2 separate regions of the Homo sapiens genome follow, and region 1 is linked to region 2. Evidence: chromatin loops called from intact Hi-C (ENCODE). Cell type or tissue: B cell. All regions are shown on one strand.

Region 1 (8,000 bases), 180 kb after region 2:
GATCCCTAAGATCCTGCCATTGTGCCCTGATTCTGAGACTAGCATTATCAGGGAATCCATACAGCTTCATGCAGCCATTCTCTTGGGATCACAAAGGTTATGTATCTCCTTGTTTCACTTTAAAATTAGAAGATCTTGGAGATCATCAGTATAAAAGTCATACTGGTGTTTTCCTACCCTAAATATAATGCTCCTTACTCAGGAGAAGGGGGGACTGGGGATAACTTGAGGACAGCATTTGGTTCTGGGAATGAAGAGAGCAACAGGCCCCCCAGGGCAGCTCTTGCCTCTTCAGCCGAAGTTTGAGGCAGGTGACTGCCAGACCTCTTTCCCTGCTGGCCTCTTACCTCTCAACTCCAGAGAGGCATGGGGAGTAGGAGTGCCAGAGAAAATACAGGATGCTGGTTAAATTTGAGTTTCAGATTGACAACAATTTTTTTTTTGTATTAGATATCTTAAACATCGCATGGCTTAGTAGAAGCATATCTCAAATACTGCAGATGTATTTGCTAAGCCTGACAACCTTAGCTGGCAGGGGAACGGAAGAGAGCAAATGAGGAAGTGGGATCCCAGCTGGGACTGCCCCAGAGCACTGGGCTTTGGCCTTGGATCCCCTGGCGATCTTCCCCTCTCAGCGACAGGCAGCGAGGAGGAAGATCATTGGCTTCTCTTAGGGCCTGTGGCTGGAGGGAAAGTCAAGTTCAGGTGAGTGGGGAATGCTAGGGGATTTCCCTGGGGATCAGCAGGGAAGGCAGCCACATCCACACTCACTCAGAGCCGGCTGCTTCTAAGCATCAAGGCCTGATGCCGATGGTGCATGAGAGGGGCCCCTAGGGGCAGCCCCTGGGATCCCCCCAATGAAGGGCTGCTCCTGCAAATGAATGAATGGAGTGGGAGGCCACGGAGAACCTTCCAGGGCTGGTTGGCTGGGAAGTCCAAGCTTTTGCAACTGCAAGGGCCCTCAGCCCTGTCACACCCAGTGACCCCATTTGCTTATCAATACAATATTTTTTAAAAAGTCTTTTTACTATTTTGAAATTGCAACCCAAAATTTATTTTTAAATCTATGCAGTGCAACAACTGTGACATAAGGAATCAGTAGAGTCCATTTCTCTCTGTGAGGAATCTTCAGGAACTTAACCACTACAATATGTACTGACATAGGTATGCTGTGTTCATGATTTATATACTTCTGGGGGCATTAACATTATTAATCTGATTTTACAAAATTGTCAACAATTCTTGGCCAAGTTACAAACAACACACACAAAAAGTCTACCCTTGATTGACAACAAAATGTACGAGAAAATGTCATATACTTATAACCATGTTAATAAAAAGGCCTAATTGGGCATGATGGTTCAGACCTGTAATCCCAGTACTTTGGAAGGCTGAAGCAGAAGGATTCCTTGAGGCCAGGAGTTTGAGACCAGCCTGGGCAACATAGCGAGACTGCCATCTCTACATAAAATAAAATAAAACAAAAAATGCCTACATTTGTCTGCAAAATTTGTGTTTGGGCTGAGATCATTACCTGTGGGTTTTTCACCTGTATGAATGTTCAGCTGTATACTTGGAAATCGTCTAGGACATGGGATGATTTTTCACTTTACAGGGCTGACATAAGCAAAGTGGAACATCTGACCATTAAACTTTAGTAGTGTTCCCCCAATTATTATGATATTGGGGGAGTTATTATGATAACCCAACTATTCCTGACAGGGAGGAGGGAAGACAAGGGGCCAAGTGTTTATGGATTGGCTATTCATAGTGGCCAAGCATCACGTATAGCTGTTAACATATTTTTTTTATTCAAGCCTTGCAGCACCTCTAATTGGTGCATATCCTGGTATTCATTTTACAGATGGAGAAAGTGCGGCTCTGAGAGTTAGGTAGTGCTTAAGTGTGCACAGCCTGTACATGGAGAAGTATGAATTCTAATCCAGGTCTGTTTTAATCCACAGTCAGACGTTAACAACGATGTACTAATGGCGAAGGGAAAAAAGCAGCGGTTCCTGGTCAAATCTCCTCTAGAAACTCGAAGAAAGGGAAGGGGCAGGTGGTTTTGTTGGTCTTGTTTTGTTTTGCTTGGCATGGCTTAAGAGCTGCTCCTTCTGGAGGTAAGAATTAGACACTAGACCAGGTGATTTCTTGGGGTCGATTCTAACCCAATGAATTTATGTTTTTGTGAAAAATGTTAACTTTAAGAAATAATTTTCAAAAGTAGACACTTTGGACGGTCAATCACCTTTTTTTTTTTTTTCTGAGCTGCATATTTCTGATGTTTTCGGTGCACAAGTTGCCAGCAGGAATTCATCCCTCTGAACGTCTGTCATTTGGGTTTTGGCTTCTGCGTTTGTCAGATGTCCCAGGTGCCGTCAGGTGCTGGGTTGTGTCAGTGGTGACTGACCTGAGATGTGAGGTCTGCCTTCTTTTTGTTTGGGTATCAGTCCCAACAGCCACTTGGCCTCAGCGCTCTGTCACCAAGTTCTGCACTTGAAGTCTCTCTCTCTTCCCCAACAGGAAGTGGCCTTGGGCGGCCCAAGCGCTGTGTTACTGGGCTGCGGGCCGGTACTTGGGAAGAAGTCCTCCGCAGTTCAGCATCCCAGGATGCATCTAGCAGATTTGCTGCCTCATTTGAGGACTCAGGACACACAGGTCCCTCCACTGCTGTCAGCACAGCTCACCCACACCTGCTACACACCTGTCACTCCTGCAGCACCAACACCCCCCAGAGGAGCCTCCCAGGGGAGAAAATGGAACCACCAACAGGTTCTCCTATGAGAGCGTGGATCCAGAGAATATCCCTGAGCTTATTTCAAATATTAGTTCCAAAGGGCTAGAACTGCAGGGCTTAGAACAATCAATATAAAGATCGTGTTAAAATCTACTGGAAAATATGATTCAAATTGCAAAAGCTGAATTTTCATATTCTGCTTATCAAGAGTGTATTCAGGGAATCATGGGAGAAAATTTTTGCAATCTATCCATCTAACAAAGGTCTAACATCCAGAGTCTACAAGGGACTTAAACAAATTTGTAAGAAAAAAAGATAAGTGGGCAAAGGACATGAACAGACACTTCTCAAAAGAAGACATATATGTGGTCAAAAAACAAGTGAAAAAAACCTCAATATCACTGATCATTAGAGAAATTCAAATCAAAACCACAATAATGTACCTTCTCACACTAGTCAGAATGGCTATTACTGAAATGTCAAAAAACAACAGATGCTGGTGAGGTTGTGGAGAAAAAGGAACACTTTTACACTGTTGGTGGGAATGTAAATGAGTTCAACCATTATGGAAGACAGCATCGTGATTCCTCGAAGACCTAGGGGCAGAAATACCATTTGACCCAGCAATCCCTCTACTGGGTATGTACCCAAAGGAACATAAATCATTCTATTATAAAGATACATGCACACGTATGTTCACTGCAGCACTATTCACAATAGTAAAGACGTGGGATTAACCTGAATGCTCATCAGTGACAGACTGGATAAAGAAAATGTATATATAAACCATGGAATACTATGAAGCCATAAAAAGGAATAAGATCATGTCCTTTGCAGGGACACGGATGGAGTTGGAAGCCATTATTCTCAGCAAACTAATGCAGGAACAGAAAACCAAACACTGCATGTTCTCACTTATTAGTGGGAGCTGAATGATGAGAACACATGGACACTTGGGAGGAGCAACACACACTGGGGCCTGTTGTGGGTAAGTCATGGAGGGAGAGCATCAGGAAGAATAGCTAATGGATGCTGGACTTAACACCTAGGTGATGGGATGGTCTGTGCAGCAAACCACCATGGCACACATTTACCTATGTAACAAACCTGCACATTCTGCACAGGTACCCCAAACTTAAAAGTTGAAAAAAAAAATCAAGGTGTAGTTCACCCTTCCCCTGCCCCCCACTGCAAAATAAAAGAGCATATTCAGGGGATCTTTAGAATTTAGAGAGACTTTCAAAAGCTGCTTAGTACAATAACATTTATTGCATAAAGTGAAGCATAAATATTGGCATTGTGACTGTGGACTATTAAAAACGTACCCAAGTAAGCTGTGAATTTGGTTTCAGAATTCTAAATTAAGTAGCTTTGAATGAGATTTCTCCTAAAGCATTGGTTGTGTATTATATGCAGGAAGTCATTGGTTAGTTTTCTTCACATTTTATCTATTTACCCTTATTCTGCTGTATTTTTAAAAAATCATATTTGTTTTGTAGCTTTATTCCAACCTTTTGTTAGTTTCTGTGGCTCGGCCCCATCAGAGTTTTGTTTTCCCCGACTGCCATCTAGAGGCCAACAGGAGTAATTACAGACACTAGACTTCCCAGGTAGGAAAGGGTGGTGGAGACCGCAGGGCCATCAATTCATCTTTCCCGCTCTGCTGCCTAAGGGATGGTTTGCATGCCTGACTCTTCACGAATACTTTCATTCTGAGGTTGCAAGGTCTAGCTGGCCCTTCCACACACTCTCCTTTGGCTCCCTTAGAAGAGCATAGCTTGCCTCTTTAGATGTCTCATCTGTTTCAAGCTTCTGCCCAAGGACTTTATTTAATTAAAAAATAAAACAAAGCCATTCATTTCATTTCACGCTTCTAGGGAGGCAGCCTCGCCTTGGGAGCCCACGCTGTAGTATTTCAGGTGACTTTAGCCCCTGGAGGAGGTAGGTGTCACTTTGTGGAATCTTAGACACTTAACAGGTGGAAGGAGCTTTGGAGACTGTCTAGCAAGTGATCCTCAGCCTAGAAAATGGGTTTTCTCTGGCTCCAGAATTGCAATCAATTAGCAGCCAATCTTTCCCCCAAGTCACAGGAAGAAAGTTAATAAGAACGATTTTCTCAATTCTGAGTTTTCTCCCACTTATTTTTTTTCTTTTTCTTTTAATATTATTTTATTGAGACAAGGTCTTGCTCTGTCACACAGGCTGGAGTGCAGTGGTGCTGTCATGGCTCACTGCAGCCTCGACCTCCCAGGCTCAAGCAATCTTCCCACATCAGCCTCCTGAGTAGCTGGGACCACAGACACATGCCACCATTCCTAGCTATTTTTGTTTTCTTTTATTTGCAGACAGGAGGTCTCACTATGTTGCCCAGGCTGGCCTTGAACTCCTGGGCTCAAGTGATCCTCCCACCTCTGTCTCTCCAAGTGCTGGGATTATAGGTGTGATCCTCTGTGCCCAGCCCTCCCGTATATTTTTCTTAAATCATTGTACCTATTATGCTCTCTAACTGAATAGGCAACAGATGACTCTTAGGTGAGACCCTGGGACAGACGAACTGTGATCAACAGCTGCCCCTCTTCCCCTCCAATGGCTCAGGTCCCTTGTTTGGTATTTGACTATAAAGATAAGGCCTATATTTCCCCCTCTCTTTGCTGGAAAAAATTCTTTTTATTTCTTATCCTAAAAGTTAATTTATTTAGAAATTATTCTAAATTTATTTAGAAATCCACAATGTGCTGAGTAGGTCATATTGCTACATGCACCGAGTGGCATGTGGGGCTTCTATCATCCAGATAGCGTGAGAATCTGGTGGCAGATCCCCTTATTCCACAGAGGAAGCGGATAAGGCCGAGAAGGGTGAGGTGAGTACAGGGACAGAGCTGGGTCTGGAGTCCTAATTAGTAAAAAGGAGTCAGGCTGGTGGGAGGAGGGGAAAGCAAAAAGGGGAAACAGGTAAGCTGTAAGTCTGCCTTTCTTCATGGTCCAGACACACAGCCCTCCTGTGCAAATAACTCACAATCTTCCTGTGCCCAGGTATCACCAGACACCTGCAAGTTGGCTCACTGCAACCTTGGCGTTGTCAGTACCACACACAGCCCTCTCCAGCACACAGCACAAGCACCATCCTATAAAATCCCCAGCAAGCCTCTGCCTCCTGGCTGTCAGCTGCTCTTCTGCTGGCTGCCCGTTGCCTTCTTGCAACATATTTTCATGCTTTTTTTAAACAAACAAATCTGCCTTTCTTTATCTACAACTGTCTTGGTAAATTCTTTTACCCCCATGCCACCGGTCCAGATAATTGTGGCTCACCCACAACACTGGTCACTAGAAGAGCTGGGACCAGGGCCCTACTCCCATCACACTTGGCCCAGTGATTCTCCTTCTGAGACTCAAGCTCTTCGAGGTGCAGTTCCAATCACTAGGACACTTTCCTTTCGTTGAGGAACATTGTCTCTGGAAACCACCTGGTAAAAAGAGCAAGTGCAGCACTTTGCTCCCATGCTCAGGTCAGCAGGGAGTGTGGCTCAGCACTCGGGCAGGCTGTCCCCTCCCTCAAGGAGCAGAGACCAGGCTCAGAGGAGAATGTAGAGTGGGCAGAGCTGCTTCAGAAGTTGCGGTCATCAGGGATCAGGGTGGTCTGGAGCCTGTGTCCCTGGTGATGAGTGTAGGGGACCCACATGTGGAAGTTGTGGCCTCTGAAAGGAAAAGCCAGATCCAGCATTTTCCTTAACGGTCACTAATGACCTCTGCACTGCTAGATCCAATGGCCATTCCTCTGTCCTCATTGTCCTGGGCTTCAGCAGCTGGGGTGTGTTGATGGTCCCTTCTCTTTCATGATCTTTTTCCCCTTGGCATCCGGACGCCACCTTCTCTTGGTTTTCCTCCTGCTCCTTGGTCACTCTGCCTTCTCTGCTGTGTCATTCGCTGCACCTTAATCTTGTAATGTCACAATATCTTTGGACTTGCAAAAGGAAAATAAAATCCCTGGACCCCAAACTCACCATGCCAAAGGGAAAAGTGAATCTTGGCAACTGAGTTATGCTGAAACAAACAAACAACAAACCAACAACTGCCTTCCTTTTTTTCCTAGATAGCTGTAATTTCACATGCTTACTTTATCTTCTGTAGAATGTAGATTTACTGAGCACAGACAAATGCATAATTGACCTCCCCTTTTCACATGTAAAATGTGGATTCAGTGTGTACTAATCAGTGTTCTTTTTGCCAACCCTCCCTTTTTTTCCTTTCCTCCTTCCTCTCCTGCCCATTCTTTCCCTTTTAAACACTGAAGTTGTCAAAACCCTCTTTGGACAAAAGCACAGGCTACATATGTTCCTGTAACCTGCGTGTGTGTGTGTAATTTTTTCCTGAGCTCATCCTCAACCTTGGCAAAATAAACCTCTAAATCAGTTGAGATTTGCTGCAGTTCCTTCTTGGTTTCCAGCCTCATCACTTCCTCATCTCCCCACTGAGGCCTTATCCTGTCCCTTGTCTTTAAACATCTGTTTATCTACACATAACAACCCCTGCATGTCCATTGCCAGCCCTGAACTTTCTCCCAAAGTGCACACACATTCGTCCAAGTCCCTCCTTGAGATGGTGGCTTGGATGTCTAGGAGACGTCACACCGATGTGTCCAAATTTCCCCCAGATCTGCTCCGCCCACAGGTTCCCCCATTCCAGGTGTTGGTGGCTCCATTGGTCTAGCTTCCTAGGCTGAACATCCTTGACTCCTCTTTCTCTCACACGGCACACTTAATCCACCAGGAAATCCTGTTGGTTGTATCTTTAAAATACACCCAGAGTCAGACCACTTCTCCCACCTGTCTGCTGCCCCGGGTCACAGTGGCGTCATCATTTCCTGGCTGTGGCAGAACCTAGAACATTCCACCTGGTCTCCTGCTGTGACTCCTGCTACTCCTAAGGGTTCTCTTCAAAACTGCGTCAGGACAATCCTTTCAGAGCAGCTCTCATGGCACTCCTTCTCTCTCTGAGCCCTGCAGTGCTGCCCTTTTCCTTCAGTGCAGAAGCTGGCATCCTTCCCTGGTGTGCCAACCCGGTCCCCTGAGATACAGATGCCCGAGGGGTGGGGGGGGATTCAGTGAGCGAGGCTTTTCCGAGAGCATCTGCCCAAGAGAAGATATCAGGAAGGAGGGAGGAGGCTGAGGGAGGCATCAGGTTGGGATGCAGGTCAGATCTCCAATGCAGGAGAGAGAGGGAGAGTCAGGTGGGACAGTCCCAGGCTGCAGTGAAGCCTCAGGAC
Region 2 (8,000 bases):
CCTCAAAAACAAAAATAAATAAATACATAAATATATTGGGCCAGGTGCAGTGGTTCACGCCTGTAATCCCAACACTTTGGGAGGCTGAGGCAGGCAGATCACTTCAGGTCAAGAGTTTGAGACCAGCTTGGTCAACATGGTGAAACCCCATCTCCATTGAAAATATAAAAATTAGCCAGGTGTGGTGGCACACATCTGTAGTCTAAGCCACTTGGGAGGCTGAGACAGGAGAATCACTTGAGCCCCAGAGGCGAAGGTTGCAGTGAGCTGAGATTGCGCCACTGCACTCCAGCCTGGATGACAGAGTGAGGCCCTGTCTCCAAAATAAATAAATAAACATAAAAGCTAAATACATAAATAAGTAAATATATTGGGCCAGGCACAGTAGCTCACGCCTGTAATCCCAGCACTTTGGGAGGCAAAAGCAGGTCAATTGCTTGAGCCCAGGAGTTTGAGACCAGGCTGGGCCACGTGGCAAAACCTCGTCTTTCTACCAAAAATACAAAAATTAGCCAAGAGCAGTGGTACATGCCTGTCGTCCCAGCTACAGGACAGTTTTGAAACACATGAACTATCACAATCTTGCAAATTCTATGAAACTGTGTCTTTTATTTTTAAAATCATGAAAGTTTTGCATTTTCTCCATTACTTCTATGTTTGTTACAGTATAACAATGACACTTTCCCTAACTATACAGTTAAATTACTTCACATTTCTCCTCAAATTGGCTGAGTAAAATTGAAAGTCCTCCACTCTCATGCCTTCCCCCAGCCCTGACTGCAGAGATTCCTGAGCTCTTATGTGAGATGCACAGCTCTAATGCTGGGGGCTTCTTCTATTTTTTGTTTTTGTTTTTAGACAGATTTTCGCTCTTGTCACTCAGGCTGGAATGCAATGGCTTGATCTTGGCTCACTGCAACCTCTGCCTCCTGGGTTCAAGCAATTCTCCTGCCTCAGCCTCCCAAGTAGCTAGGATTACAGGTGCATGCCACCACACCCAGCTAATTTTTGTATTTTTAGTAGAGATGGGGTTTCACCATGTTGGTCAGGCTGGTCTCAAACTCCTTCCTCGGCCTCCCAGAGAGCTGGGACTACAGGCATGAGCCACCGCACCCAGCCAGGACTTCTTGATCTCCTTTGTCAAATGCCTGAGTGTTCAATGAATGATTGAACATGTCAAAGTCAAATAAAATATAGAGATGAATTTCTACGTTTAAAAAGTCTTATTTGGGAAGCAAAAATTGCAATTCGAGCACACAGGCCGGGTGTCCTTCAATTTGAAAAACAGGCAGTTACAGCAGCCAGGTTTGCAGAGAATTGCATTCTTGGAGCAATGTTTTGTACCCTGAGTGCTTTTTCACTCCTTGCTTCTCCATCTTTAATTGGATATAACAAGGATGATCCAATTTGTATGATCAACTTCCATGAACATTATGTTGTCTAAATAAGGAGAAACTCCTATGGATAAATTGCCCTTAGTAACCAAACAGTTGACTTCACACAGCCATTCAGTTCACACTTAAAAGGAAAGCTCACAAACCTCTTTCACTGGCTTTAGACCAATACATGTAGAAAGATTTACTTATACATTAGGGAAGCCAAAATATATGTTTATATTAATTCCATTCATTTATTCATTGCTTAAGTCCAAGGAGAAAATTTCATAGTTCTGTTCCTTGTGGCTTAGCCTAGCATCTTGAAAAAGGATAATCCCTAAGTATTAAGTAAAGATCAGGGGATCTTCAAGGTATAGTATAAAAGGCACTGGCCTGGGAATCAGAAGAAGGGAATCAGAAGAAGTGGGTTCTAGTCCTCCCTCTACTAGGAGCCTACCACCTGTCATTAGGAAAGAAATTTAATGTCTTTTTCTTTTTCTTTTCTTTTCTTTTCTTTTCTTTTTTTTTTTTTTTGAGATGGTGTCACGCTCTGTTGCCCAGGCTGGAGTGCAGTGGCACAAATCTAGGCTCACTGCAACCCCTGCTCCCTGGGTTCAAGTGATTCTCATCCTTCAGCCTCCCAAATACCTGGACTACAGGTGTGCACCACCATACTTAGCTAATTTTTGTATTTTTAGTAAAGGCAGGGTTTCCCCATGTTGGCCAGGCTGGTCTGGAACTCCTGGCCTCAAGCGATCCACCTGCCTCGGCCTCCCAAAGTGGTGGGATTATAAGCGGAAGGCACCATGCCTGGCCAAAAGCTTATTTTAAAATCATATTTTCTTTCATTTAATCTTTATGAGTGGATTGTAGAAACCATGGAATTGCTTAAGATTGACATGTTTTCTGAACTAAAATGAGTGAAATGTGTATATTCATCATCTGACAAGCCAGTTGTTTAATGTAGTCAACATGCTTGTTATGTAATCACTTCTGGTTGTATTTCTAAATTCTGGGCCTCCCAACTTCTCTAGCAGGTCAAGCCAGGAGGACTTTCATGAACTACATCAGCATGCCAATCCCAACCATTCACTAAGATTCACTCTTAGATTTTGCTGGGAAATATAAGATACAAATAAAATTGCCAAAGTGACTCCTCATGGTTATATTATGCAGAGAGATAGACTGTTGTTATGTTGTTTCCTTAGAAATCATTACAAGCTGCTTCACGTGTGTGTGTGTGTGTCACAGTATATTACATGTGCAATATATTATACATGCAATATATTAAAAGATACAGGTTGGTCACTGTGGCTCAAGCTGTAATCCCAGCACTTTGGGAGGCTGAGGTGGGTGGATCACCTGAGGTCAGGAATTCGAGACCAGCCTGGCCAACATAGTGAAACCCTGTCTCTACTAAAAATACAAAAATTAGCCAGGCGTGGTGGCACACACCTGTAATTCCAGCTACTTGGGAGGCTGAGGCAGGAGAATCGCTTGAACATGGGAGGCAGAGGTTGTAGTGAGCTGAAATCACACCACTGCACTCCATCCTGGGCAACAGAAAGAGACTCCATCTTAAAAAAAAAAAAAAAAAAAGATTAGCAGGGCCCATTATCTCTTTCCTGAACTTTGTCTGTATCAAATTATTCAAGAATCTCATGGCCTGACACGGTGGCTCACGCCTGTAATCCCAGCACTTTAGGAGGCCAAGGCGGGCAGATCATCTGAGGTTGGGGGTTGGCAACCAGCCTGACCAACATAGAGAGACCTCATCTCTACTAAAAATACAAAATTAGCCAAGTATGGTGGCACATGCCTGTAATCCCAGCTATTCGGGAGGCTGAGGCAGGAGAATCGCTTGAACCTGGGAGGCAGAAGTTGCGGTGAGCCGAGATTTTGCCGTTGCACTCCAGGCTGGGCGACAAGAGTGAAACTCTGTCTCAAAAAAAAAAAAAAAAAAAAGAATCTCGGGCACAGGCTTTGGCCATCCAAATGGACAGTCCTGTTAACAAACACCAAAGAAAGAACTGATAAATCTGGTCATTTCTGACAACACGTGTTTTCTGCCACTGCTATTTCTATTATGGCCACATGGAGTCACTGTTGAAAACTGTCCAATGCTTTCTCACCCAATGCTAGGATGAAGCAATGCCCTGCTGTTTCAAATGTCCTCATAAAAACAGCTTACATTTACTTTGAACATACTGTGTGACAGTATTGTGTTGTGTCTAATTACATCACAATATGCCTGTGAATGTTGTTGTTATCCCCATTTTATGGATATGAAAATTGAGAAAATTAAGCAAAATGACCAAGGTCATAGAATAAGTGGTGATTCCAACACAGATTTGACTGACTTTCTAATCATTGTGATTATAGGTCCATCCCTTAAACTTGTTCATGCTTTTTGATCTAGTAATTCCATTACTAGAAATCTATCTGAATTAGAGATGCACATGAAGGTACATACAGGAATTTTCAATGCCATATATGTAGGAAAGTTAGAAGCAATCTACAGTTCCAATGTGAGGAGGGGACTACTTAATTTGTAATCTATCCACAGATTAGAATACTATTAGATTATAAATATAGATCTCTATTTATACATATGTTACATATAATTTATATGTAATATATAATATGTATTATACTACATATTTATATTATATATAATATAATTTATATGTAATATATGTAAATATAGATCTCTATTTTTATATGTTACATATATGTATACATCATATGTATATATCATATTTATGTTACATATGTTATATCATATTTACATGTGTTACATCTGATATATATTTTATGTAACAATATATAAACATGTGTAATATGTAAACATGTATATTATATATAACACATATATACATATTACATTGTATGTAACATATATGAAGAGATCTAAGTTTATATGTATATCACATATATATGTATATTTACATATATACACACGTATATACACATACACACACATATACACATACACACACACACACACACACACACACACACACACACACACACACACATATATATTTTAGAGACAGGGTCTACTATGATGCCCAGGCTGGAGTGCAGTGGTTGTTTACAAGCACAATCATAGGTCACTGTGGCCTAAGACTCTTGGGCTCAAGTGATCCTCCTGCCATAGCCTCCAGAGTAGCTGGAGCTACATACATGCCACCATGCCCAGCTAACATATTACATTTATTAAGTGATTAATATTAATATTAGCCACTTATAGTTCTAAGCATTTTAGGTATATTGGCTCAGTTAACACCCACAAAACCCTAGGATACAGGTAGTAATAGAATATTTTATCTAGCGTAAGAAATCATCATTATGAAACACTTCATTATTTTGGCCAGGTGTGGTGGCTCACACCTGTCTGTAATCTCAGCACTTTGGGAGGCTAAGCCAGGGGGATCACTTGAGACCAGGAGTTCGAGACCAGCCTGGCCAACATGGCAAAACCCCGTCTCTACTGAAAATACAAAAATTAGCCAGGTGTGGTGGTACGCACCTGTAATCCCAGCTACTCGGGAGTCTGAGGCACGAGAATCACTTAAACCCAGGAGGCAGAGGTTGCACTGAACCAAGATCACGCCACTGCACTCCAGCTTGGGCGACAGAGCGAAACTCCATCTCAAAGAAAAAAAAAAAGAAGTAGCATTAACAATTTTCTTATTTCCTCTGTGATTTCTTTTTCTAAGCCGTTGTTGCTATGGAGACCATGAAGAATCAGTGAGACTGAAAGTCATGTACCAGTGCCCATAGGCAAATGTTTTAAAGTGTGAACATTGGATTTTGGAATCTGACACTAATGTTCTTGCAGTTTGGCTTTGTGTATTCCCAAGTAAGTTTTCTTTCTGTTTTTGGGAGACTATAGTTTCTAAAGTTGGTCCAGGGAACTGATTCGTGAGTCAGAAGTATTTGGTGAGCTTACTAAAATATAGATTTCTGGGCTGCACCCTTAGAATTACTTCATCAGAATATCTAGAAGTGCGATTCAGGAATCTGTATTTTTTTTAAAACAAGGTTTAGCATTTATAAATGGTTTTAGCTAAAGCATGAGAACCATTACTGAAGACCATCACTGGATGTGTGCCAATAATTCATGGAATTCTAGATTTACTTTTTAATTTACTTTTCTTTCTCTCTTTTTTTGAAACAGAGTTTCACTCTGTCACCCAGGCTGGAGTGCAATGGTGTGAACACAGCTCACTGCAGCTTTAAACTCCTGGGTTCAAGCGGTCCTCCCCCGTCAGCCTCCCAAGTAGCGAGCCTCCATACCTGGCTAGTTTTTGTATTTTATGTAGAGACAGATTGTCTCCATGTTTCCCAGGCTGGTATCAAACTCTAGAGCTCAAGAGATCTTCCAGTCTTGGCTTCCCAAAGTGCTGGGATTATAGGCATGATCCACCACACCTACTCTTTGTATTTAATTTTCTGAAAAGGATATGGTCTTCTTTTTTCATTTTATTTCATTTTATTTTATTATTTTATTTTTATAGAGACAAGGTCTACCTATGTTGCCCAGGCTGGCCTCGAACTCCTGGGCTCAAGGGATCCTTCTGCCTCAGCCTCCCAACGTGCTAAAATTACAGGCATGAGCCATAACGCACAGCGCTAAAGAGTATGTTTTACCACATGAAAAACATCTCATCAAATCCAGTTATTGCTGGAGTTAAGCACTTTTCTCCATGCAGACCAAGTGGATGCTTTTTTTCTATGCTTGCTTCCATATTAATTTTTGACTTAGATTTCAGAGACTTTTATTAATTTACTTACATGTGATTTTCAACTGTGATCCCCTCTTTAGTAATGAGTTCTATGAACTTAGACCCCAATAATTCCATGAATTCAGATGCACAGTCACTCATACAAGTACAGCATTACTCATTTCTATTATTTTGTTTGTTTGTTTGTTTGAGATGGGGTCTGACTCTGTTGCCCAGGCTGGAGTGCAGTGCAGTCTGGAGCTCCCAGGCTTAAGTGATCCATCCCCTCATCTCGGCCTCAAGAGTAGTTGGCACTACAGGTGGATGCCACCATGCCCAGCTAATTTTATTTATTTATTTATTTATTTGTAGATACAGCGTCTCCCTATGTTGCCCAGGCTGGTCTTGAACTCCTGGGCTCAAGCAATCCTCCCCACTTGGCCTCTCAAAGTGCTAGGACTACAGGAGTGAGCCACCGCGCCTGGCCCACTATTCCTGCCACATTTAGTACTAACTCATGTCTTCTTTTCTTCAGAATAAGAAAGGAAGAAAAGTGTCCTTGGAAGAGACAAGAGACAAGAGAGATTGCTGTCCCGTGTTTCTTTCCTCTGCAGGCTGTTGTATCCTGTCAGAGCCATCTGTCACTGGATCTCTTAGGAAATGCTACTGCTGCCAGACTGTCTTGTGGGCAGAAGTGCCTGTACCTGCCAGTGGTTGCAAGGCAGAGGAAACAGCCTCTAGTTGGATGGGGACCAGCATCTGGGAAATACTCTGACTCCACTCCTGGGGATAGAACCCATGTTTTCTTCCTGGGTCAAGCCACTTCTCGTTGGTCTATGGCAATCCAGCTGGGTTAGGAAAAGAAAAGCCCGCCTGGGCAGCCACATAGCTAAAGGCTCAGGACATTAAACACTAGGCTTGCTCTTCTTTGTCCCAGTGTATTAAAAAACAAACACTCCATGTAGTTCCCTGAGACACAAAAACAGGCCTTTAAACTGACCTTTCTAAAGAAACTGTTAGCTGGGCATGGTGGCTCACACCTGTAATCCCAGCACTTTGGGAGGCCGAGGCAGGCAGATCACTAGAGGTCAGAAGTCCAAGACAAACTTGTCCAACATGGTGAAACCCCATCTCTACTAAAAGAAAAAAAATTAGTGGGGCATGGTGGCAGGCGCTTGTAATCCCAGCTACTCAGGAGGCTGAGGTAGGAGAATCGCTTGAATCCAGGAGGTGCAGGTTGCAGTGAGCCAAGATCACGCCACTGCACTCTAACCTGGGTGACAGAGCTAAACTCTGTCTCAAAAATAAAAAAGAAAGAAGGAAGGAAGGGAGGGAGGGAGGGAAAGAAAGAGGGAAGAAAGAGAAAGGAAGGAAGGAAAAAAGGAAGGAAAGAAAGAAAGAAAGAAGGAAAGAAAGAAAGAGAAAGAAAGAAAGAAAGAAAGAAAGAAAGAAAGAAAGAAAGAAAGAAAGAAAGAAAGAAAGAAAGAAAGAGAGAAAGTAAAAAAGAAAGAAAGAAACTGTTGCCAGGGGAGGTGACTCAGGCCTGTAATCCCGGCACTTTGGGAGGCCAAGGTGGGCAGATCACCTGAGGTCAGCAGTTTGAAATCAGCCTGACCAAAATGGTGAAACCCCGTCTCTACTAAAAGTACAAGAATTAGCCAGGCTGTGGTGGCGCACACTGTAATTCCAGCGACTCAGGAGGCTGAGGCGGGAGAATCGCTTGAACCCTGGAGGTGGAGGTTGCAGTGACCCGGGATTGTGCCACTATACTCCAGCCTGGATGACAGAGGGAGACCCTGTCTCAAAAGAAAAGAAAAGAAAGAAAAAAAGAACCTGTTAAGATCTCCTAAAGCCTCTGCAAACTATGTCAAACATTCAATAGTTCCTTAGTTGG

Evidence for each region. Hi-C counts contacts between places; a loop is a spot of excess contacts. Peaks named below come from ENCODE experiments on the same cell type or tissue, not always from the same donor. Only the 100,000 strongest peaks of a DNase experiment are listed, where the experiment ranks them.
Region 1: it touches region 2 in a loop (10-fold over the local background); 49 of 110 quality-filtered maps call a loop at or near these places.

Annotation. Positions count from the first base shown.
Region 1 is chr10:30,587,082-30,595,081 of GRCh38, forward strand. It overlaps LOC105376479 (a long non-coding RNA gene), which reads left to right and starts at 605. Exons shown (of 4, transcript XR_930794.4): 1 at 605-705; 2 at 1,073-1,164; 3 at 1,965-2,120; 4 at 2,524-4,078. In B cell, a CTCF peak has its summit at 4,308 (motif pointing left); DNase peaks (open chromatin) are centred at 580 and 4,310; H3K27ac peaks cover 319 bases; H3K27me3 peaks cover 255 bases.
Region 2 is chr10:30,410,715-30,418,714 of GRCh38, forward strand. No RefSeq gene overlaps it. Among named protein-coding and RNA genes, the nearest start is that of MAP3K8, 19 kb to the right of the region's middle. RefSeq lists an enhancer at 7,885-8,000. In B cell, CTCF peaks have their summits at 3,475 and 3,678; DNase peaks (open chromatin) are centred at 3,497 and 5,107; H3K4me3 peaks cover 945 bases; H3K27ac peaks cover 3,824 bases.